2 separate regions of the Homo sapiens genome follow, and region 2 is linked to region 1. A link is an interaction called in ENCODE POLR2A ChIA-PET data of the cell type or tissue named here. Cell type or tissue: PC-9. All regions are shown on one strand. Links, peaks and the distances in the headings refer to the core of each region. The heading gives the core; the rest is flanking DNA.

Evidence for each region. Peaks named below come from ENCODE experiments on the same cell type or tissue, not always from the same donor. Only the 100,000 strongest peaks of a DNase experiment are listed, where the experiment ranks them.
Region 2: POLR2A ChIA-PET joins it to region 1 with 12 read pairs; 2 of 35 experiments call an interaction of 5 or more read pairs at or near these places.

Annotation. Positions count from the first base shown.
Region 1 is chr7:148,815,893-148,828,411 of GRCh38, reverse strand. It overlaps EZH2 (enhancer of zeste 2 polycomb repressive complex 2 subunit), which reads left to right. Exons shown (of 20, transcript NM_004456.5): 7 at 1,146-1,248; 8 at 1,780-1,958; 9 at 8,725-8,816; 10 at 10,295-10,535; 11 at 11,021-11,190; 12 at 11,634-11,728. It also overlaps the pseudogene RNU7-20P. Among named protein-coding and RNA genes, the nearest start is that of EZH2, 62 kb to the left of the region's middle. In PC-9, for the core only: no CTCF peak of the experiment used is centred there; no DNase peak of the experiment used is centred there; H3K27ac peaks cover 585 bases.
Region 2 is chr7:149,051,216-149,063,734 of GRCh38, reverse strand. It overlaps the pseudogene COX6B1P1. Among named protein-coding and RNA genes, the nearest start is that of PDIA4, 29 kb to the right of the region's middle. RefSeq lists a silencer at 12,511-12,519. In PC-9, for the core only: no CTCF peak of the experiment used is centred there; a DNase peak (open chromatin) is centred at 6,934; H3K27ac peaks cover 1,591 bases.

The DNA of each region.
Region 1 (12,519 bases), core at 4,235-12,234:
GAGCTGTGATTGTGCCACTGCACAGTCTGGCTGGGTGACAGAGTGAGACCTTGCCTTAAAAAAGAAAAAAAAAAGCATAATACTTGCAACATTATCTTCACTTGAGTATCTTTGTTTCCTTTGGCTAGCAAAGAACGTAATTTTTTGTGTGCTTCACTGGGCATCATTATAATATATAACATTGATATTCACCGTGTACAAGTTGTGTACTAATCACTTCTTATGCACCAGCTCACTTAATCCTCATAATGGCTTCATGAGATGGATGTTATTATCAGATCCATTTTCTTTTTCGAGACGGAGTCTCGCTCTGTCGCCCAGGCTAGAGTACAGTGGCCCCATCTCAGCTTACTGCAAGCTTCGCCTCCTGGGTTCACGCCATTCTCCTGCCTCAGCCTCCCGAGTAGCTGGGACTATAGGCACCTGCCACCACACCCAGCTAATTTTTTGTATTTTTTAGTAGAGACGGGGTTTCACCGTGTTAGCCAGGATGGTCTCTATCTCCTGACCTCGTGATCCACCTGCCTCGGCCTCCCAAAGTGCTAGGATTACAGGCGTGAGCCACTGCGCCCCACCTGTCAGATCCATTTTCTATTTGAGGGGATAGATTTAGAGAGGTTAAGTAACTTATAAGATTACACTATTGGGAAGAAACAGAGTCAATAGTTGGTGTTCTCTACTTGGCAAAGCTCATGCTAAGGCAGCATAGAATAGAATAATTTGGCGGGTGAAATAGCAATTTCTAAGAAGCGTATTTCAAAAAAGAGAAAATAACAAAAAGGTACCTTATTGACCTTATTGATCATCTAGTTCAGCTCCTTCATTTTACAGATGAGTAAACAGACCCAAGAGGTAAAGTGATCACTCTAAGTCACAAAATCAGTTAGTAGCAGAGCTGGGAGTAGAACCTAGGTTTTCTGCTTCCCAGTGCTCTTAAAGCTTTTCATATTTGAATTTGAATTTTGTTTTTGACTGACTGGCATTCCACAGACATGTAAAGTATGTGAGAAGTAAGTAAAACACAAAATAGAGATGATTTCTTAGAAAATCAGCTTTGTTATAGAGACATAATTGGGTAGAGAAAATGAAAGATCAAAAACTTGTTTACTTCCATTCTTTTTTTCCTTTCATATTCTCCTGTTTAGATAAAGAAAGCCGCCCACCTCGGAAATTTCCTTCTGATAAAATTTTTGAAGCCATTTCCTCAATGTTTCCAGATAAGGGCACAGCAGAAGAACTAAAGGAAAAGTAAGAATTTGTTCCTTTGAGGCAATCTTGCCCTGTATGGTATGTAACTCACCATTTTGGTTTATTACAAATGGAATCAATGTAGCGGATGAGCCACTACACTTTGTTTACAGTGTTTGCAAGATACTTGAAGCAACATGTGTACTTGTGGTACTCTGCATTACAAAATATTTCCTGTAGATAGAATAAATACATATGTATAATTTATATATACACATAAACACACACATATACATAAAATTTACAGTAGTACATTTACAGGAAAATTATCTGGATACTGGTAGAAATTTGATGTTTAGTTAAAACTAATATAATATCCTTTTCCATGATATATTTGAATCATATCGATGAATTTGATTCTTGATAACACCATGCACAATATTTAGTTGGCTCTTTATCTAAATAGAGCCATTCCTTTATGTTTTAGGCAAGATAAACATCAAAAGTAACACATGGAAACCTTTTAGAAACTGTTTTCAAAAAAGTGATTTTTGTTTCATGTTTACTTAAATTTTTCTTGGTTAATGTCAGATATAAAGAACTCACCGAACAGCAGCTCCCAGGCGCACTTCCTCCTGAATGTACCCCCAACATAGATGGACCAAATGCTAAATCTGTTCAGAGAGAGCAAAGCTTACACTCCTTTCATACGCTTTTCTGTAGGCGATGTTTTAAATATGACTGCTTCCTACATCGTAAGTGCAATTATTGTACGTTTTCATTTTCTATCTTTGTTGTGGAATTATGTTTTAAAGCAGCTTGGAGAGTGCTATCATTTATTACAACTAGAATTTATCATTTAATCTTGTAGTTACTTTGACAAATATCTTTAGATCTCAGTATTATTATTTTTACTTTGTTGCTTGAGGATTGCTCTGAAATCTTTTGCATGTATTTCATTTGGACTACTATTTTCCACTAACATGGAATTCAGGTCAGTGATTTTTTTTTTTTTCCCCCGTAAGTGCTAACTAAGCAGTTGTTTTACAATAAAACTATTATTATGAACTGGTAGCCCAGAGCAACATTGCTGATATTGATGAATAAATTGTGTTAAATAAGAAATTGGCCAAAAAAATGTTCAGGTAAGTGCTTGTCGATTTAATGTAATTTTATTTTATTTTATTTTATTTTTTTGCCCTCTGGGTAAGTTGTTTTTTAAAAATACCTGCATTTGAATACAAGTAAAACGTAAAATGTTCTTAGTGAAAATGTAAGTATGGTATATACAAAAATACTTTTTTCCTCTGGCATTTCTAGGGAATGTGGTTTCTTAGTAAATTTTCCTGGTAATTGAAACTTCTAAGCACAGTTTAAAAGCGTCAACTACTTTTGAGGCACATATTTTGAAAATGTATTTAATACTTCCTAATTTTCCTAGAGTAGTTTGCTTATTATAGTTTGGTTTTTCCTATATTGTATTTTAGTACGTCTGTCTATGGCATGGTAATTTCTTTAGGGGCTTTGACCCATTGTAAAATCGTTTTCCCCTGTACTCAACGGCCCCACATTGCTTTGTTGTTTTGAGTTCCTGTGCCTACCATTGACAGATTTATTCCTCCTCGTTCACCAATGATAACGTCTTTTTAAGCTTGCCCAAGCAGCTGTACCTCACCTCCTCCTAAGTGTTTGCTCTACTTGTTTTTGCTGCAGCTAATAATGTGTTGAGTGATGTAATACATTGGTCTGGAAATGTTAAGTTTTGTTTTTGTGTGTGACATATTAGTGGTTTAGTTATCTTAAAATAGAAAAACTTGAAGTAGATTTTTAGAATTATCATTATATTGTTACCTCCTTGCTCTTGTTCTAACTCCTCATCTAGTTTAAATTGATTTGGTAGTTTTAAAAATTCGTAGTAAGTCATCCATTTGTTGCTTCAGCCATTGGACAGTTAAGCCCTTGAAATAGTTGTCTTGAATTTCATTTTAATTTCCCTTTACACACCATGAATTTATGAATTACATCGAGTTTTTATTAAGACTATTGGACATTGTATGTAGATATCACTATAGCAAAAGAATTGAGTGGAAGCACTATTTTGGAGTCGCTGAAAGGTCCTTCCAATTTGTTGTTTATAGATGTAGCATTTAATAAAGTTTTTTTGCTGTAAAAATGAACCATAGAAGTAGGACACTACTTTTAAACATTACAAGTTTTTTATTGTGCCATTCAGAGATGAGTAATTTTTTTTTTTGTTAACTTGAATCTTGAACCTGTTACTTACCTCATTCTAGCTGGGGAGAACAGTGGAATATTTTACTTTAATAAAGTTGGCTTTCATGGGGCTAATTGGCTGCCTCCTTGTAGCATTTGGTGGCCATGGGTCCAACTGTGCTAGGCCCACTTTTACTTCTTTTTACAGTAGAGCCAGTGTCTTCATCATTCAGTCCTATTGAGTTCTGTAGGAACTTCATTGTTTTACGTTAACTTCGACAAAATACCACACATGGTATATTTTTCTTAGGTAAAATAAGTTACTAAATAAATCATTAAATATATATAATCATGCATTACTTATGGACGGAGATGCATTCTGAGAAATGTGTTGTTAGGTGATTTTGGCATTATGTAAACACAGAGTGTACTTACACAAACCTAGATGGTACAGCGCATGACACACCTAGGCCACATATCCCTGCAGCATGCCACTGTACTGGATACTGGAGGCAGTTGTGACACATTGGCAAGTATTTGTATGTTTAAATCATAATAAACATAGAAAATATACAGTAAAAATACAATATTATCTTATGGTACCACTGTTGTATATGCGGTCCATCATTGACTCAGATGGTATGCAGCACATGACTGTTTCTTTTTTGTTGTTGTTGTTGTTTTTTTTTTTTTTTGAGACGAAGTCTCGTTCTGTTGCTCAGTCTGAAGTGCAGTGGTGTGATTTCAGCTCGCTGCAACCTCCGCCTGCTGGATTCAAAGGATTCTCCTGTCTCAGCCTCCTGAGTAGCTGGGATTACAGGCGCCCGCCACCACGTCCAGCTAATTTTTGTATTTTTAGTAGAGATGGGGTTTCACCATGTTGGCCAGGCTGGTCTTGAACTCCTGACCTCAAGTGATCCACCTGCCCTGGCCTCCCAAAGTGTTGGGACTACAGGTGTGAGCTACCACGCCTGGTCGATTTTATGTTGAATATAGCATTTTGTGCTTTAGTTTTCTGGTCTCTTATCTTGGGGATACGGTAGTACTTCCTTTACAGAGCTGTTGTGAGGATTAGATGAATTAATGTGGGGAAGATACTTAAAATGGTACCTGGCTCTTGTTAGCTATTGTTGTTTTTAAAATAGGTCATCATTCACATGGTTTACGTTTCCAAAAAGTATTAATATGAAGATGTGCTGGGCGCGGTGGCTCATCCTTTTAATGCCAGTGCTTTGGGAGGCAGAGGTGGGAGGACTGCTTGAGCCCAAAAGTTTGAGGCTGCAGTGAGCTATGATCATGCCACTGTACTCCAGCTGGGTGACAGAGTGAGACCCCATCTCTTAAAAAAAAAAAAAAAGTATGAAAATGTGTACAATAAAGTCTCCCAATGACTTTCTGTTCCCCATCCTTCGAAATTTTACCTCACTCTTCCACTTTTATTAGTAGTTAACCACTTTTATTGGTTCTCGTATTTTTTTTACAGTTTCTTTGACAAGTATAAAGATACCCTTTTTTCTGACCGTCTTATTTACATGGTGGCATAGCATTCAGGCTTTTCCCTTTTTTTGGAATAAGGATAGGATTTAATATTGTAGCTATTAGCTTTATCTGTATAGCTGCATAGCCTGTGCTGTAGGAGGTTCCAGAACTTACTGGACTGGTCTCTAATGGTGACCATTTGGATTATTTTGAGCCTTATGCTGTAACGATGCCACAGCAAATATCTGTACCCATTTCATGCAAGTTTAAGTTTACCTGATAAACTCTATTTAGGTATTGCCAAATGACCTGCCATATGGGGATGCAGCACTTTAAAGCCCTACCAGCAAAGTCAGAGAGCCCTGCCCATAGAAGGTGTTACCAAACTAATTTTTAAAATTGATTTTATAAGTGAAAAATGGCTTTTAGCATTATTTTTAAATTCTTGTTTTTCTTTGTTTTTTAATCTCTGCTTCCCACAGGTGATAAGCATTGTTTTAATATCTGGATTTAATTCCTTTGAATGAGGGTAGGATCTTCCTATATGTTGAAGAGTGAACTATTTTTATTCTTTGTTTTTTTGATTTTGTGAGACGGGTCTCGCTCTGTCGCCCAGGCTGGAGTGCAGTGGTGCAGTCTTGGCTCACGGCGACCTCTGCCTCCTGGATTCAAGTGATTCTCCTGCCTCAGCCTTCTGAGTAGCTGGGATTACAGGCGCGCACCACCTCACCTGGCTCATATTTTTATTTTTAGTAGAAACAGGGTTTCACCATGTTGGCCAGGCTGGTCTCAAACTCCTGACCTTAGGTAATCCACCCACCTCAGCCTCTCACAGTGCTAGGATTACTGGTGTGAGCCACTGCGCCTGGCCTATTTTTATTCTTGGTCTCATAGATCTTTTTGATGTCTTAGGAGCTTTTTATATAATCAGGAAATTAGGTTTTTTGAAATATGAGTTGCAATTTTTTTCAAGTTTATTTGGTAAAAGTCCCATAAGCAAAGTTTAAACTTTTTTTTTTTTTTGAGACAGTCTTGCTCTGTCGCTCAGGCTGGAGTGCAATGGTGTGATCTTGGCTCATTGCAGCCTTTGCCTCCTGGGTTCAAGGGATTCTTGTGCCTCAGCCTCTGGAGTAGCTGGGACTACAGGCATGTGCTACCACATCCAGCTAATTTTTCTATTTTTAGTAGAGATGTGGTTTTGCCATGTTGGCCAGGCCGGTCTCAAACTCCTGACCTCAAGTGATCTGCCCGCCTCAGCCTCTGAAAGTGCTGAGATTACAGGTGTGAGCCACTGCACCTGGTCAGTTTAAACATTTTTTAAAAAGTAGTTGAATTTATCAGTTAGCTTTCCCATTCCAAGATTATAAAGCGTTTCTCACTTTTTCTAGTATGTTTTAGGCTTCATTTTTAAAAACATAAATCTTTGATCCATTTGGAATTTAATATGATGTGGATTATAAATCTGATCCTCCTCCTCACTTCCAAAGTTGCCTAGTTGTTTCATTTACTGAAAAGTTCATCTTTCACTACCTTGAGATATTTCCTTCATTGCCTGTTGCCATATGTATTTGGGTTTCTCAACATTGTGTTCCTTTAGTCTATTCATGAGGCGGTATTCAGAGATCTCCTGGCAATTCTTGTTTTTCTATATAAATTTATTTATTTAGAGAGAGAGATATATATACATACACACATACATACATACACAGGGTCTTGCTCTGTCACCCAGGCCAGAGTGGTGCAGTGGCACAATCATGGCTCACTGCAACCTTGACTTCCTGAGCTCAAGCTCTTCTCCTATCTCAGCTTCCTGCGTAGCTGGGACTACAAGCATGCACCACCATTGCTGGTTAGTTTTCTTTTTCTTTTTTTGAGATAGGGTCTCACTATGTTGCCCAGGCTGGTCTTAAACTCCTGGCCTCAAGTGATGCTCCTACTTTGGGCTCCCAAAGTGCTGGAATTACAGGCGTGAGCCACTGCACCCAGCCTATATACATTTCAAAATCTGTTTGTCTAGTTCTTTTTAAAAAAAATTAGTGGTATGTTTATTGGAATCCCATTAAATTTATAAATTACCTAATTTCTTTTTAAAATATAAGGGTTAAGTCTAACTAACCATACCATCACCTCTCTTTTTGTGTCCTTTAATTATCTCCCAAGTTTTCTTTATGTGACTCTTGTACATTTTTTGTTGAGTATTTCTAGGTATTAAACTTGCTGCTGCTGTTGGGCTTTTTCCACATTTTGTCTTCTGTTTTGTACCCTGCTACCTTACTGCATTGTCTTCATGTTTTATCAGTTTCTCAGTACATTCTTAGGAGTTTTCCAGCTGTGTAATTATACTGTCTGTAGTTATTAATGGTTTTACCTTCTATCCAGTCTTTATAACTGAAGCTTCTTTCTCTTTTCTACCTACTTTATTTATTTATTTTTTGGTTGGGCGGGGGAGGGGAGTGGGGAGGCTTTCTGATAAAAACCAGAAAGCCTGCTAGACAAATTCTAAAAGAGCTGTAACTGTCTTTTCTACCTACTTTAGCTTGTAGTTTCAGTACAGTTTAAAAATTAGTAGTGCTGGTAGATAGAGATAAATGTTCTGTCTCTTCTGGATGAGTTTTAGAAAATTATTCTTTACATCCAGGTTTTGAGATTTATTTGTATGAAGTTTATGTGTTCTCTAATGTTCGTTTTATTTTTGTTAATATTCTTGTTCTCTATATATTTCATTGTCACTTTTTTGTTAAGAAGTGGTTTTTGTATTTTAAATTATGTATTTTTTTCTTCAGAGAACCAGCTACAATGTTAGTTTAACTCATAAACAGAAAAACAGTTGTATTAGGGTTCCTTAACAAACGTAATCCAGCACCAGATTAGTATTGGTGTTAGGCTGTCTGGAGCCTAATTGCTCACACGCTTCCAACAGAATCTGAGCCTTGAATTTTTCTTCTTTAAAAACACAACTTTGTCCTTTTTTTTTTTTTTCCTTCCTTTTCTCAGTCTTTAAATATGGCTTTTTACAAATATTTAAAAGATGATTTGTTTTGTGGAAATGTCACTTGTTTTTCTCCAAATTAATTTTCATCTTGTATAATTCTGAATAGTCCATTTCCAGCATTTCCCTTTTGTATATGAGGAAGTAAGTTTTTGCAAGAAATTCTGTGAAGTTAGCACTGCTGTCAATGTTCACACTCTTTTCATGTAGCAGTGTACCCGCATTTGAATCTTTCTGTTACATTATTTTGGAATTTTAGGTTTCAAACAGTGTATCTTTCTAAAATCCGTTTTTTTGACATTGTAATTTTCTGTGGCAAGACACTATAAGCTCTCACCAGGTTCTTGGATTGGGTATGATTCACAGGAATTGAATGTTAGTAATCTGGGGCTGTCCTCTTTATCATTAAAAATGAGTTTTTACAACTGGTGACAAGCTGATTGCTGACCTTTCTTTAGAAATCAAGAAATTGTATGTCAGAATTAAAAATAGGAAATCTGATTTAATTGTAGAGGGTCTATCAACTGCTTAGACAGAGATAGTAAGATTCAATTTAAGTAAATGTTTATAACCATAGTTATGCGCATCAGTTTTACTTGCAAGGAGAAAAATGAGAAATCACGACTCATTCCAGAATTTACTGTTTTTCCTTCCTGCTTAATGGTTGGAGGAGGAGGAATGGAGAATACGTTGTGATCATTCAGTAAGAGCCTGAAGGAAAGTTGTATGAAGTAACGTAAACCACATATTAGCAAGATTATAATCCATTAATTGACTTTTCCAGTGGAACTGGAAGAGTGAAAAAGTAAGTATTTTATAGTTATATTAGATTCTTTGTTTCATTTATTTTGCAGCTTTTCATGCAACACCCAACACTTATAAGCGGAAGAACACAGAAACAGCTCTAGACAACAAACCTTGTGGACCACAGTGTTACCAGCATTTGGTAAGACTTAGTGCCTAATTATTGCAGAGGGTACTTGAGAGGACTTTGCACTTTGGTGGAGGTGATCAAGTCAGCGTTAATGTTGTCTGCACCCATGCTGTTATGGGCCATATGATAGACAGAGCTTTCTCACCCATGCTGTTTCTTCCATAGCTCATGTACTGCACATTTTAGTCCTTCATTAATGTGGTATTATTCTTTTTAAAATCTGTGTTATCTCTTCAGCAACATTTCAAGGTCTTTAGGATCAAGGACTTTTATGCCTTCCACAAAGTCTATGAGAGTTGCAAGGCACAGATAGTCCGCTTAGAAAGCAGGCATGCAGTAATCATACGCAGTAGATCCCAAGCCCCTCTCATAGCCATATCCCTCTACTTGAGTTTTAGATGCACTGTCATTTCAGCTATGTGATAGGTTCCACAGATTTTTTTTTTTTAAATGATGGAGAACAGGTAAGGGGTTAGGAAAATATGAGGTAGAAAAGTTGTTTTTACGGGTACTCTCTTATTTTTACCATTTCCCCTCTTTGAACCAAGCCACTCCTACCTAGGAACTAAATGGGTATATATTGCCTGTTGGATTTTGGACAGAAGATTCATTGAATGGCACCTGCAGAAGGTATCCTATTTTTAAGCAATTTGGTTTTTGTAGAATGAAGTATAAAACTGTTGGCTGCTGTCAAACTTCTCCCTTCTATTTCCACTAAAAAAATGGAATTCTTGAGCACTTGTTTTATAATATTCTTTACAAGGCAGAATTTTGTTTGGCTCATCTAAAATGTTTCTGTGGTCTCTATAAACCATGCTCTTACCATTGTTTTATACTTTGAGACTGGATTATTGTACTTCATAATGCAAGATGTAACCCTCACAGTCTTATTCCTGAAGTTCCTTTCATGTCTTCCTGTGGCTGTGTATCCTTCACAGGAAAAAAAAAAATGTTGGATGTTTTAATAGTAAGACAGGAAGTGACAAAGTCAAGCATGTTTGTGTTTTGTGTTCTTGTATAGTTGAAATATTAACACGAAGAGGTATGCATTATCTTAAACTCTGCATAGGTAGTCTGACTCCGTGCACATTAGGTATATGATTCTTTTGTAAAGATTCACTTTTAAATAGACTGTATGTCCATAGAGATAATTACCTTTATTACATGAAGTATATTTCATACTTTATCTTCTTATATTTTAACTTAATTATAACTAGCTAATATATTTTACAAATTCACAATATAGAACTGTCTTGCCTGATTTTTGTACCATTCTAGGAATATATAGAACCCATATTTCTCTTTCTGAAATTTTCAGACTATCAAAAGCATATCAAAACAAGTATATTAGACATGCAAATGATTATTTGTGATAAATGGATAATGTGATACATTTTTTGACTAACCTGGCTTATATAGTATTTTTTTTTCTCTTCCATCAAAATGAGTTTTAGAACTTTGCCCTGATGTTGACATTTTTCATTTCGTAGGAGGGAGCAAAGGAGTTTGCTGCTGCTCTCACCGCTGAGCGGATAAAGACCCCACCAAAACGTCCAGGAGGCCGCAGAAGAGGACGGCTTCCCAATAACAGTAGCAGGCCCAGCACCCCCACCATTAATGTGCTGGAATCAAAGGATACAGACAGTGATAGGGAAGCAGGGACTGAAACGGGGGGAGAGAACAATGATAAAGAAGAAGAAGAGAAGAAAGATGAAACTTCGAGCTCCTCTGGTAAGACACGTCTAATAACTGGGTTTTACTGTTCTGTGAAAGTTCGTGTTGTGAGGATTAAGGATGTATAATGCATTGAATAATTTTCTTAGTTGGTTAGTTTCAGTATAAAGACCAGAGTTATCTCAAGAATGTGTAGCTGTGTTGTTTCTGTTTCCTGCCTGCACCCGTACCCTAGCTTGTGGTGTTTGCCCTGCTTGGTTGTTTGAAAGCTGATGATGCACTTTATTCTCATTCTTTGTGCCATTTTCTTTTTTCGATCTTTCTCAGGTAGGGAATAATGAAATTTGGATCATTTGGTTTAATATTCTTGACGTTCTGTGAGTAGTTTTGTTGGAAAATGTGAACTACGATGGGTTAGTGTTTTGCCGATTGGATTTGAGTTGTCCTCATCTTTTCGCTTTTTTCTTAAGCACACCCTGAATTGTACTTCTTAATATTATTTCCAATCATTTCTTGACCAGTGCTTACATTTGGTTTTGTAGAAGCAAATTCTCGGTGTCAAACACCAATAAAGATGAAGCCAAATATTGAACCTCCTGAGAATGTGGAGTGGAGTGGTGCTGAAGCCTCAATGTTTAGAGTCCTCATTGGCACTTACTATGACAATTTCTGTGCCATTGCTAGGTTAATTGGGACCAAAACATGTAGACAGGTAAGATATCCGATAAAAATGTTGTTAAAAGAGCTTCAAACATAGAGATAAAACTGTACTCGTTGTCCAAACAAAGAAAATTCTTGGTTATTACTAAGCTCCTATTCATCTCCTAAAAATAATTTTTTTTTCTTCCCAAGAGGGAATTGAATGAAAATTATTCTCCAGGTATGTTACAGAATTTCCCCAATGTAGACTTTTAAGGTTAGATAGCAGTAGCTTTTAAAAGCTAGTAAGAATTGAAATTTAGCATCACAGTTCTTGACCAGAATATAATTACAGCTACCCCTAATGTGAGGGTAGGGACAGCGATGTGTGTTATATCCCCAGCATCTAGCAGTGTCACAGAAGAGACAAAGACATTTTTCTGGTATGCATGAGTATAAGAATGGTTTGCCTAAATAAGACTGTCCTCATGGCTCTGTGACTGTGCCTCTTGTCAGGTGTATGAGTTTAGAGTCAAAGAATCTAGCATCATAGCTCCAGCTCCCGCTGAGGATGTGGATACTCCTCCAAGGAAAAAGAAGAGGAAACACCGGTGAGTCTGTCATGAAGCTCCTTAGAGAAGTCAACATAGATAGACACTGCAGGCAAGGCCCTTCCTAAGGGCTGTTGTTGGTTTCTACTTAGTCTATTTTTAAAAAACCTTAAACTGCCATCAAAAACAGAACTATGGAATCTTATTTCCACTGGGAATTGCTAGTATTTTTCTATAAGAATACAGCAGCCTTCAGTATATTTGGTATGTTAAGAGTCATAAAAATTACGGTTACCAGACTGCATTTGGGTTAAGAAAAACATATTTAGTAGCTTTTGCAGTAAAGGTTACGTAAACAATTACTTTAACATCATGAAATGTTCTGTGTTTCTGATGTGAGCTCTGGGCCAGTTTTTAGAAGTATCTTTTATTCCAGGAGCTTGAATTTCTAAGTTGTGTGGCATTGCATTCCGATACTCCTAATGGGTACCCTACTTTAAGCTTGTGTGAATGTTATTTTCACCTTAGCGAATGTTTTCAGGCTGATTTGATTTGTAAATGTAGAACCAGAAAAATTGATGAGTGGACTATCTGCTCTAATCTCCCCATACCTCTACCTCACATTTTTAAAAATGAGAAACCTAATTGGGTAGGTAAGGGTGCAGTTAGATTATGCTTCTTAAATTGTGTACAGGCTCATGTTACATTTTCTTACTTTAACAAAAATAAGTGTAGGGCCAACCCAATTTAGAATTTTTTTAAAGTCAAGTTTTTATTTTTATTTTTTAGGCTTTAGGAGATGCTTCTGAAATTTTGGTTGAATTATTTCTGACCACGTAGTTCACTTGCTT
Region 2 (12,519 bases), core at 2,208-10,207, 240 kb before region 1:
CAGGGTATAAATCTGCTTTGTTTGCAGCACTGGTTAACTTTTGAAAAGAGGAACAGCAAAATCATCACAAGTCTATTCCTGGAATTATGTCACTAAAGCCTAAGTCAATTCACATGATGAATATTCTGCCTTCTCAAGATTTGTGTCCTAACTCCTTCCCCAATATAACAAAGGTAGAAGGGCTTTTAAACATTACTGATGAGGACAGGTGTGAAGCCACCCTGAGACAAAAGGAAATGTGTTTGGGGTTCCAAGTGGCAATGACCTTTGACGACATGGCCATCTGTTTTTCAATACAGGAGTAGGAGAATCTGGATGGATATCAGAAGGAACTTTACAAGCAGGGGATGAGGAGTATCTGTGAAGCTCTGATCTCTCTAGGCAAGATGGGTTTTTGTTGAAAATTTGAGAGTAATTCATGAAATCAGAGACTAAGCAAGTCTCTGCAGGTTACCTGTTCTTTCTGTTGGCTGCTTGGTTGGCCTCTGGAGACAGCAACCTACTTATCAGTAGGATATCCTGAGAAAAATTATTTCCTTGATAATTATGCCTAGTTCATGTCTTCCAAGTATCCTATTTGCCTTATAATACCTTAATCAAATGCTTTATTGCCACCAATTTCTTAGGGTCTCTGCATTTTGGCTTTATTGTCTTAGAACGCAACCCACAAAACAGCCAGAAGTGTATGTGCCAGTTAAATCAATGCTCATCTTTCCAGAATTTTCATTCCTTTATTTAATTCAGGAGAAATCAATAAACACTTATTGCATACTTCCCATGTATCAGATTCTGGGGTAAGTAGAAAGATAAATAAAATATAGTCCCTACCTTCATGGGGCAAATAGCCCACTGAGAGAGACATATGGGCCGGGTGCAGTGGCTCACACTTGTGATCCCAGGACTTTGGGAGGCCAAGGCGGGCAGATCTCCTGAGGTCAGGAGTTTGAGACCAGCCTGGCCAACATAGTGAAACCCGGTCTCTACTAAAAATACAAAAATTAGCCACGCATGGTTGTGGGCGCCTGTAATCCCAGCTACTGGGGAGGCTAAGGCAGGAGAATTAATTGCTTGAATCCGGGAGGTGGAGGTTGCAGGGAGCTGAGATCATGCCCCTGCACTGCAGCCTGGGTGACAGAGTGAGACTCCATCTCAAAAAAAAAAAAAAAAAAAAAAGGCATATGTATTGCGTGAGGGCACTTTTGCTTGCAGATGACAGAAACTCAGCTCAAAGTACCTAAAGGAAAAATAAAAAGTAGCTTATAGGTTCATGTAATAGGAAGCCCAGTGGTCGGATTGTCTTCACAGCTGGCTGGGTGCAGGGGCTCACGCCGTGGTTCAGGGCACTTTTGTGCTCTTTCTTCTTAGTTTTGCTTCCCTCTGTGTTGACCTTATTTTCTCCAACTGCATAGGTTTCTTTCATATGCTGAGAATGATAGTTGCCAATGGCCCCAATTTCACTTCATGTTCCCAAAGGTGTTCTCCAGATAAGGCAGATTTACAATTGCCCTCAGCATTTTTTCTTTTTTCTTTTTTTTTGAGACAGAGTTTCACTCTTGTTGCCCAGGCTGGAGTGCAATGGCACAATCTCGGCTCACTGAAACTTCCGCCTCCTGGGTTCAAGCGATTCTCCTGCCTCAGCCTCTCGAGTAGCTGGGATTACAGGCGCGCGCACAAGGCCCAGCTAATTTTGTATTTTTAGTAGAGATGGGATTTCACCATATTGGCCAAGATGGTCTCGAACTCCTGACCTCCGATAATCATCCCACCTCGGCCTCCCGAAGTGCTGGGATTATAGGCCTGAGCCACCGTGCCTGGCCACGCTGTCAGCATTTTTAAAGGCTCAGAGAGGCCCTGCAACAAATAAACCTGTTAAACTTTGTTTAATCTGTCATTTCCCAAGTTTATTTCATCTGAGAACCGCCCCCCCCCCAACTTTTTTTGTTTTTTTTTTAACAGAGTTTCGCTCTTGTTGCCCAGGCTGGAGTACAATGGGGCGGTCTTGGCTCACTGCAGCTCTGGCCTCCCAGATTCAAGTGATTCTTGTGCCTCAGCCTCCGGAGTAGCTGGGATTACAGGCGCCTGCTACCATGCCCGGCTAATTTTTTTTTTTTTGGAGACGGAATTTCGCTCTTGTTGCCCAGGCTGGAGTGCAATGGCGCAAGGGGGCTTGGCTCACCGCAACCTCTGTCTCCCGGGTTCAAGCGATTCTCCTGCCTCAGCCTCCCAAGTAGCTGGGATTACAGGCATGTGCCACCACACCCCGCTAATTTTGTATTTTTTTAGTAGAGACGGGGTTTCTCCATGTTGGTCAGGCTGTTTTCGAACCCCTGACCTCAGGTGATCTGCCCGGCTCAGCCTCCCAATTCTGGAAAGATGAGCATTGATTACAGGCGTGAGCTATTGCGCCTGGCCTGTATTTTTTATTTTTTTTTAGTTTTTTAAGATGGAGTCTTGCTCTGTTGCCCAGGCCGGAGTGCAGTGGCGTGATCTAGGCTCACTGCAACCTCCGCCTCCCAGGTTCAAGCAATTCTCCTGCTTCAGCCTCCCAAGTAGCTGGGAAAATTAGCACACCGCCACGCCTGGCTAAGTTTTTGTATTTTTACTAGAGATGGGGTTTCACCAGATGCCCAGGCTGGTCGCGAACTCCTGAGCTCAGACAATGTGCCCCGCTTGGCCTCCAAAGTACTGGGATTACAGGCGTGAGCCACCGCTCCCGGCCTAATTTTTGTATTTTTAGTAGAGATGGGGTTTCACCATGTTGGTCAGGCTGTTCTCGAACTCCTGACCTCAGGTGATCTGCCTACCTCGGCTTCCCAAAGTGCTGGGATCACAGGCATGAGCCACCGCACCTGGCTGAGAACACTTTTTACAAATATTTGGTAGCCACACCCTTTAGGACTGGAATTCTGTGGAATTCACTTTGGGAAGTATTGTGAATTTCTTATACAAAGGACGGAGCAATTAATTCTTCCTGTGTAGGTTTCACTAAGGAAAAGTCGGTTGCTCTAGGCCTTAAATGATTTAAAAAGAGAAAGAAAAAAATATTTTCCTGGGTTAAGGAGATGGGAGAGGGCATTTCAAGAGGGTTTGAGAAAAGACAAAGGGTGGTGAAAATGGAGTGCGTTCAAGACTGCCCTGTCATCTTTTGTGGCTAGATCATAGGATTCTTTGGGGGAAAATGGCAGGAAATAACCTGTGTGAGGCCAGCTCATGGACGGCCTTGAATGCTGCATTGGATTTGGCCTGCATCCTAAAGGCATTAGGCTGCCACAGGGGCTTTAGAAATGAGAAGGGAATGATCTGTATATTGGAAAGTTAACTGATCACATGATGTAGGTTGAATGAATCTGGAGAAACTGGAAGCAAAATGGCTAGATAAGAAGCTATTTCTGCTGCAACTTCTCAACTCTAACTCTCCTGTTACAACATGAAAGCAGCATAAAAGATACATAAACAAGTGAGAGTGGCTGTGTGCCAATAGAAATTTATTCATGAGTTCTGAAACTTGCATTACATATCATTTTTACATGCCATGAAACATCCTTCTTTTGATTTTTTTTTTTTTTTTTTTTGAGATGGAGTCTTGCTTTTTTTGAGGCTGGAGTGCAGTGACTGGATCTTGGCTCACTGCAACCTCCACCTCCCGGGTTCAAGCAATTCTCATGCCTCGGCCTCCCAAGTAGCTGGGATTACGATGGCTAATTTTTTTTTTTTTTTTTTTGAGATGGAGTCTTGCTCTGGGTTCAAGCAAGTCTCGTGCTTCAGCCTCCCACGTAGGTGGGATTACAACGGCCTTTTTTTTTTTTTTTTTTTTTTTGAGACAGAGTCTTGCTCTGTCCCCCAGGCTGGAGTGCAGTGGCGCTATCTCGGCTCACTGCAAGCTCCACCTCCCGGGTTCACACCATTCTCCTGCCTCAGCCTCCCAAGTAGCTGGGACTACAGGCACCTGCCACCACGCCCGGCTAATTTTTTTGTATTTTTAGTAGAGACGGGGTTTCACCGTGTTAGCCAGGATGGTCTCGATCTCCTGACCTCAAGATCTGCCCACCTCGGCCTCCCAAAGTGCTGGGATTACAGGCGTGAGCCACCATGCCCAGCTTTGTTTTTTTTTGTTTTGAGACAGAGTCCCACTGTGTCTCCCAGGCTGGAGTGCAGCGGTGCAATCTTGACTCACTGCAACCTCCGCCTTCTGGGCTCAAGCAATTTTCTTGCCTCAGCCTCCCAAGCAGCTGGGATTACAGGAGCCCATCACCACGCCAGGTAATTTTTTTTTTTTTTTTTTTTTTTGTATTTTTAGTAGAGACGGGGTTTTGCCATGTTGGCTACGCTGGTCTCGAACTCCTGACCTCAGGTGATCTGCCTACCTCAGACTCCCAAAGTGCTGGGATTATAGGTGTGAGCCACCGGCCCAGCTGTATTTTTTTTTTTAGTAGAGACAGGGTTTCACCATGTTGGCCAGGCTGGTCTCGAACTCCTGACCTCAAGTGACTCACCTGCCTCAGCCTCCCAAAATGCTGGGATTACTGGCGTGCGCCACTGTGCCCGGCCCTTCTTTTGATTTTTTTTGTTTTCTACAGCTAAAAAGTGTACGGCCAGTCATGGTGGCTCACAACGGTAATCCCAGTGCTCTGGGAGGCTGAAGCAGGATTGCTTCAGCCCAAGAAGTTGGGCTGCAGGGAGCTGTGATTGTGCCACTGCCCTCCAGCCTGGGTGACAGAGCAAGACCCTTGTCTCTTAAAAAAGGAGAAATATAAAAACCATCCTTAACTCATGGAATGTGAAAATAAAAGAGGCAGGCACTGGATTTGCCCCACAAGCTGTAGTTTGCTGATCTCTGTCTACAGCTCAGAAGACATGGAACTGGTATCAAATGCAAGCTTGTCCAACCCTCAGCCTGCAGGCTGCTTTGAATGTGGCCCAACACAAATTCATAAACTTTCTTAAAACATTATTAGTCGGCCGGGCACGGTGGCTCACGCCTGTAATCCCAGCACTTTGGGAGGCTGAGGCGGGTGGATCACGAGGTCAGGAGATCGGGACCATCCTGGCTAACATGGTGAAACCCCGTCTCTACTAAAAATACAAAAAAAATTAGCCGGGCGTGGTGGCAGGCGCCTGTAGTCCCAGCTACTCGGGAGGCTGAGGCAGGAGAATGGTGTGAACCCAGGAGGCGGAGCTTGCAGTGAGCCCAGATAGGGCCACTGCACTTGATCCTGGGCGACAGTGCAAGACTCCGTCTCGAAAAACAAAACAAAACAAAACAAAAAACAAAAAAAATTATTAGTCTTTTTGTGATTTTTTTTTTAGCTCATCAGCTATATTAGTCAGGGATCTCTAGAGGGATGGAACTAATGGAATATATATAGAATATATAATATATATAAGTTAATATAATATATAATATGTGTTATATAAATATAATATATAAATTATAATATATAATAAGTATATAATATATATTATATATAAAATATATATGGGGGAGTTTATTAAATGTTACTCACACCATCACAAGGTCTCACAGTAGGCCATCTGCAGGCTGAGGGGCAGGGAGAGTGAGTCAGAGTTCCAAAACTGAAGAACGTGGAGTCCGATGTTCGAGGGCAGGAAGCATCCAGGATGGAAGAAAGATGTAGGCTGAGAGGCTAGGACCGTCTCTCCTTTTCACATTTTTCTGACTGCTTATTATTCGCTGGCAGCTGATTAGATGGTGCCCACCCAGATTGAGAGTGGTCTGCCTTTCCCAGCCCACTGACTCAAAAAGTAAACTCCTTTGGCAACACCCTCACAGACACACCCAGGATCAATACTTTGTATCCTTCAGTCCAATCAACTTGACACTCAGTTTTTTTTTTTTTTTTTTGAGATGGAGTCTCGCTCTGTCGCCCAGGCTGGAGTGCAGTGGCGCGATCTCGGCTCACTGCAAGCTCTGCCTCCCGGGTTCACACCATTCTCCTGCCTCAGCCTCCCAAGTAGCTGGGACTACAGTCGCCCGCCACCACGCCTGGCTAATTTTTTGTATTTTTAGTAGAGACATAGTTTCACCATGTTAGCCAGGATGGTCTCGATCTCCTGACCTTGTGATCCACCCGCCTCAGCCTCCCAAAGTGCTGGGATTACAGGCATGAGCCACTGCGCCCGGCCGACACTCAGTTTTAACCATCACAAATCCACCCCTTGTCAACTTGAATCAATACACATCTCCTGAGATCATATATAATCTTCAAATAAAGATAATAATAGGGTCATAATTATGCCTAACATAATATAACTATCCTTCGTACAACCGGAAACGCACCAATCCCCAACCCAAATACTATGACATAAAGTTAACAATACTTAAATGCTGATGTGAAGTCAATAAATCTAAATGTCATGTGATACAGAAGAAAGGAAATAACATGTTTTTTGTTGTTGTTTTTTTTTTTTTGAGACGGAGTTTTGCTCTTGTCGCCCAGGCTGGAGTGCAATAACACGATCTCAGCTCACTGCAATCTCTGCCGCCTGGGTTCGAGCAATCCTCCCAGCCTCCTGAGTAGCTGGGATTACAGGCGTGCACCACCACGCCCAGCTAATTTTTTTATTTTTTTGTAGAGATGGGGTTTCGCCATGTTGGCCAGGCTGGTCTTGAACTCCTGACCTCAGGTGATCCACCTGCCTCGGCCTCCCAAAGTGTTGGGATTACAGTCGTGAGCCACCACGCCTGGCCTAACATGAAGATATTTTCTTAAGTAGAAGTGTATAAATGCACAAACACGTTTTTAACAAAAGGAGGAAATACTCATGAAAATTACAGTCCTCCTTTTTGCAGCTGGTCATGCGGTCATAGCTGGTATTAATGACTACCTTCTTCACTACCCGTTCTGTGTTCCCTTTATCTTCAGCAAGCACCTCAGCAGGTTGTGGTATTTTCCTGGTGGAGTGACCCAAACCTTCATTCCTGAAGGGTCTGGGTCACTTGTAGTCCTTCCTGGATTGTGCTGTTGTAGTTTCCGGTAGACCTTAATCACAGGGCATGGTAGTATCACATGGTAATACTAAGAGACACCCCAGGCTGGGCGTGGTGGCTCACGCCTGTAATGACACCCTAGGCCGAGGCAGGTGGATCACGAGGTCAGGAGATCGAGGCCATCCTGGCTAACATGGTGAAACCCCGTCTCTACTAAAAATACAAGAAAATTAGCCAGGCGTGGTGGCGGATGCCTGTAGTCCCAGCTATGTGGGAGGCTGAGGCAGGAGAATGGCGTGAACCCGGGAGGCGGAGCTTGCAGTGAGCCGAGATAGCATCACTGTGCTCCAGCCTGGGTGACGGGGCGAGACTCCGTCTCAAGAAGAAAAAAAAAGAGACACCCTAATGGATCTCCTCTATTCCATGCATACTCTTCCTTACCTCCGCTGTGGAGTAGTAGACTGATTTCATCTTGATAGTGCGGGTCAGTCACCCCAGCCCACACTGTAACTCCCTTCTTAGCCTGTTGATTTAAAGGTAGGAGGAGCCCAAAGTGTCCAGGTGGCAATCTTAACTTCCAGTTTAATGGAATCGTGTCTCCTGGTGGCAGCATTCCTCCCTCTGGAACTAAGACCTCTAGGCCAGCAGAACATAATGTCACAGGAACAGGAAGCAAAAATTTTGCTAGTGGATTACTAGGGGTGATGGTGAGTGGTGCCACTTCCACTTCAACCCCTTGATTCCTGGATCCGTGAATTCTGGCTATGGGAGAAACGGTACCATATATTGGACGCTGATTCAGAGCATACATGGTCTTGTGGAGAACTTTACCCCAGCCCTGCAGAGTATTGTCACCTAGTTGGAGTTGTAATTGTGACTTCAATTACAGTGAAGGCCATTCCACCATTCTATCAATCCAGCTGCTTCAGGATGATGGGCAACATGGTTAAGACCAGTGAATTCCATGAACATGAGCCCACTGTTACACTTCTTCTTTCTTTCTTTCTTTTTTTTTTTTTTTTTTGAGATGGAGTCTCGCTCTGTCACCTAGGCTGGAGTGCAGTGGCACGATCTTGGCTCACTGCAAGCTCTGCCTCCCGGGTTCACGCCATTCTGCCTCAGCCTCCCGAGTAGCTAGGACTACAGGCGCCCGCCACCACGCCCGGCTAATTTTTTGTATTTTTAGTAGAGACGGGGTTTCACCCTGTTGGCTAGGATGGTCTGGATCTCCTGACCTCGTAATCCACCCACCTCGGCCTCCCAAAGTGCTGGGATTACAGGCATGAGCCACCGCGCCCGGCCGCCCACTGTTACACTTCTTTAGCCCTAAAGTGAGTGCCTTGGTCAGAGGCAATGCTGTGTGGAATACCATGCATTCCGTGAGTCCACAGATGGTAGTCTTGGCAGAAGCATTGCCTGCAGGATAGGCAAACCCATATCCAGAGTAAATGTTTATTCCAGTGAGGACAAACCTCTACTGTTTTCATGATGGAAGAGGTCCAATATAATCTTCCTGCCACCAGGGAGCTGGCTGATTGAATGGTGCCATATCGAGGGCTCAGTGTTGCTCTCCACTGCTGGCAAATTGGGCACTCAGCGGTGGCCAGAGCCAGGTCCACCTTGGTGAGTGGAAGTCCATCTTGCTGAGCCCACACGTAACCTCCATCCCTGCCACCATGGCCACTTTGTTCATGGGCTCATTGGGCGATGATGGGTGGCTGGGGAAAGAGGCTGAGTGGTGTCCACAGAACGGGTCATCCTATCCACTTGATTATTAAAATCCTCCTCTGCTGAGGTCACTTAGCGGAGCACTCACATGGAATACAAATATCTTCACAGTTTTTGACCACTCAGAGAGGCTCCATCCACATACCTCTTCCCCAGATTTCTTTTTTTCTTTCCTTTTTTTTTTTTTAAGACAGATTCTCACTCTCGCTCAGGCTAGAGTGCAATGGCGCAATCTTGGCACACTGCAACCTCTGCCTCCCAGGTTCAAGTGATTCTCCTGCCTCCGCCTCCTGAGTAGCTGGGTTTGCAGGTGCCCACCACCACACCTGGCTCTAATTTTTGTATTTTTAGTAGAAATGAGGTTTTACCATGTTGGCCAGGCTGGTCTTGAACTTCTGACCTCAGGTGATCCTCCTGCTTCAGCCTCCCAAAGTGCTGGGATTACAGATGTGAGCCACCATGCCCAACCCATTTTCCTGACCCTTTCTGTTTGCATTGGACCTTAACTGTTATTTTTCTGCTTATATAAATTAAATAGGAATGCAGTAGGCTGCCTATCAATTTCACTTCTAGGAACACTGATTAATTAGCTAATGCCAGAGTTCTACACGAGTCAGACTATTCTGATTGCCACTTTGCCTCTGCTGTCTGTTAGGGTAGCTATGCCCACCTTGCCTTTGACAATTGAGTGCTGCCACTTGGTGTCTGCCAACTTGGGATCCAGTTATTCCCACTGTACTTAAATTTTTTTTTTCCCATGAGTTTTTATTAGCAGTGAAGTCATGATTTTGGATGCCGGGGTGGGGATCACCGGGTACTAGGTCCCCCTTCACCACCCTGGGAGAAGGACAGAGGACAGAGGAGAGGGAGGTGCAGCCAGTTCAGATCTTCCCGGGAAACGTGCCTTCAGCCCAGTGCTTGTCCCAGGCTGTGACCCAGTATGTGGGGCAGAGGGACTTGTACACATGCTGGTACCATTCGCACACAGAGATATCACCTCCTTTAGTGGTCACTGCCTTCTGACAGCAGTGGAAGTCCAGGTAGTTCTGCTAGCAGTTCCTGGTCTGGTTCTGGTTGGGAAGCAGCTGTCAAAAGGGGCAGTCTTGTAGTTCTTGATTTCGGTCTCGATGTCTTCTTCCGCCATGGTGCTGAATCCCAAAGGCAGCCTAGATACAACTTCTGTATTTAAATTTTGTAGTTGAGTGACTGAGATTCCCACTATTGGATCGGACATACAGAGAAGAGCAATTACAGGGCTCTTCAAAGATGCAGGTGCTGCCCTCACAAATCTATTTTGCAAAGCACTGGTCAAGGGTATATCTTCTGGACCTTTCCAGCTGGGATGAGTAGGTCTAAAGTGACTAATGCACTCCACCATCCCAATCTCCCTAAGCTTTCAGATCCCTTGCTCTACATTAAACCAAGGGAGATCAGGCATTTACAGCTCGCTCACAGTGGGCCATCTTCTAATCCATATTTCAGCTGACTAAGCAAATAAACTATTAGAACCTTTTTTTTAACTCCCTGAGCTGCAACATTAAATGCAGAGTCCCTAATTAGTAGGCCCAAATCAATAAATTCAGCCTGATCCAACCCTGTGTTTCTTCCATCTATTTATTTATTTATTTATTTATTTATTTATTTATTTGAGACAAAGTCTCACTCTGTTGCCCAGGCTGGAGTGCAGTGGCATGATCTTGGACTCACTGCAACCTCTGCCTCCCGGGTTCAAGCAATTCTCCCTGTCTCAGCCTCTCAAGTAGCTGGGATTACAGGAGCCCGCCACCAGCCCAGCTAAGTTTTGCATTTTTTTTCGTAGAGACAGGGTTTCACCATGTTGACCAGGGTGGTCTTGAACTCCTGACCTCAGGTGATCCGCCCACCCTGGCCTCCCAAAGTGCTGGGATTACAGGCATGAGCCACTGTGCCCGACCTGTTCCTTCCACCATTATCCCACACCCTTAATATCCATTCCCATGCCTGTTCTCCAGATTTCTGTTTATATAAATTAGAAAACTCAAGCAGTTCTTTTCAAGTGTAGCACATGTCCTAATGGGTCACACTCTCAGCCTCACCTCTAGGGGCCCACCAGGACTTTAGTTATAGGTCTAGAAGCAAACACGGGTGTTGGGGTGGTTTTTGAGGAGAATCAACAGTATCTTGCCTGGCAACTGCCTCAGGGGAGGCCATCACTGTTGTCTCAGGCAGCACAAGCTGTATCTCCTCAGACAAAGGTGGAAAGGCTGATGGCAGCATAGTCGGGGAGGGATGTTGCCACTACTGGAGATGGGGAAGCTGTTCCTTCTGGCAAAAAAGGTTCATCAGAGTTTACAAACTCAGTGCCCCCAGCTTCATCAGGGTCCTCCCACACGTCCCCATTCCAAGTTGCAGGGTCCCATTCTTTTCCGATCAATGCCCTCACTTTAATAGTAGACACCTGGCTGGGCGCGGTGGCTCATGCCTGTAATCCCAGCACTTTGGGAGGCCAAAGTGGGCGGATCACGAGGTCAGGAGATCGTGACCATCCTGGCTAACATGGTGAAACCCCGTTTCTACTAAAAATACAAAACAAAACAAAAAAAAAATTAGCCAGGCGTGGTGGCTGGCGCCTGTAGCTGGCGGGTGCCTGTAGTCCCAGCTACATGGGAGGCTCAGGCAGGAGAACGGTGTGAACCCTGGAGGCGGAGCTTGCAGTGAGCCCACATCGGGCCACTGCACTCCAGCCTGGGCAACAGTGTGAGACTCCATCTCAACAAACAAACAAACAAACAAAAAAACAGTAGACACCTGGTGAGGCTGTGCATGCACCTGTCACTGCAGGTCAGCCACTCACATGATAAGAGCTTGTGTCAGTTTTTCCACAATTTCAGCTCTTTCTCTACAGGAGATGAGACTCTCAGGACAATCTTAGCAGATTTGAGGCTCAGTATCTGCTTCTGAAGCTGGGAAATAGAATCCCTGAGTTCATTATTTTATTTCATCGCTCTGTCCATTGAATTTAGAAGCAACCAACCAGCTTCATTTTGTTCCTTGGTTCTCCACATATGGTGAAAGGTATTAGGTACAGAGTCACTAAACTCCTTGCCTCTCACAAGCAATGAATCAGGAGTGTCAAATGCATTTATTTTGCACAACTCTCTAAACAGTTCATGCTAAAGGACTATCAGTGTTCTCCAAACTATTAGAAGTATAGTCCTTAGCATTTCTAATCATATTAAGCAGCTGACTCCAGAAACCCCAAAACCAACAAAAGAACTCCATCCTTAATATTCTGTTCCTCTAGAATCACTCCTGGTACTAAAATCTGTATTAGTCAGGGTTCTCTAGAGGGACAGAACTAATGGAATATATATATGTATGTTTATATATATATGAGTTTATTAAGTATTAACTCACACGATCACAAGATCCTGCAATAGGCCATCTGCAGGCTGAGGAGCAAAGAAAGAGTTCCAATACTGAAGAACTTGGAGTCCGAGTTTCAAGGGCAGGAAGCACCCAGCATTGGAGAAAGATGTAGGCTGGGAGGCTAGGCCAGTCTCTTCCCATTTTCTGCCTGCTTATATTCTAGCCATGCTGGCAGCTAATTAGATTGTGCCCACCCAGATTGAGGGTGGGTCTGCCTTCCCCAGCCTACTGACTCAAATGTTAATGTCGTTTGGCAACACCCTCACAGACACATCCAAGATCAATACTTTGTATCTTTCAATCCAATCAAGTTGACACTCGGTATTAACCATCACATCAGCTATCGTTAATGTTAGTGTATTTTATGTGTGGCCCAAGACAATTCTTTCAATGTGGGCCAGGGAAGCCAAAAGATTGGACACCCCTAGAGTAGA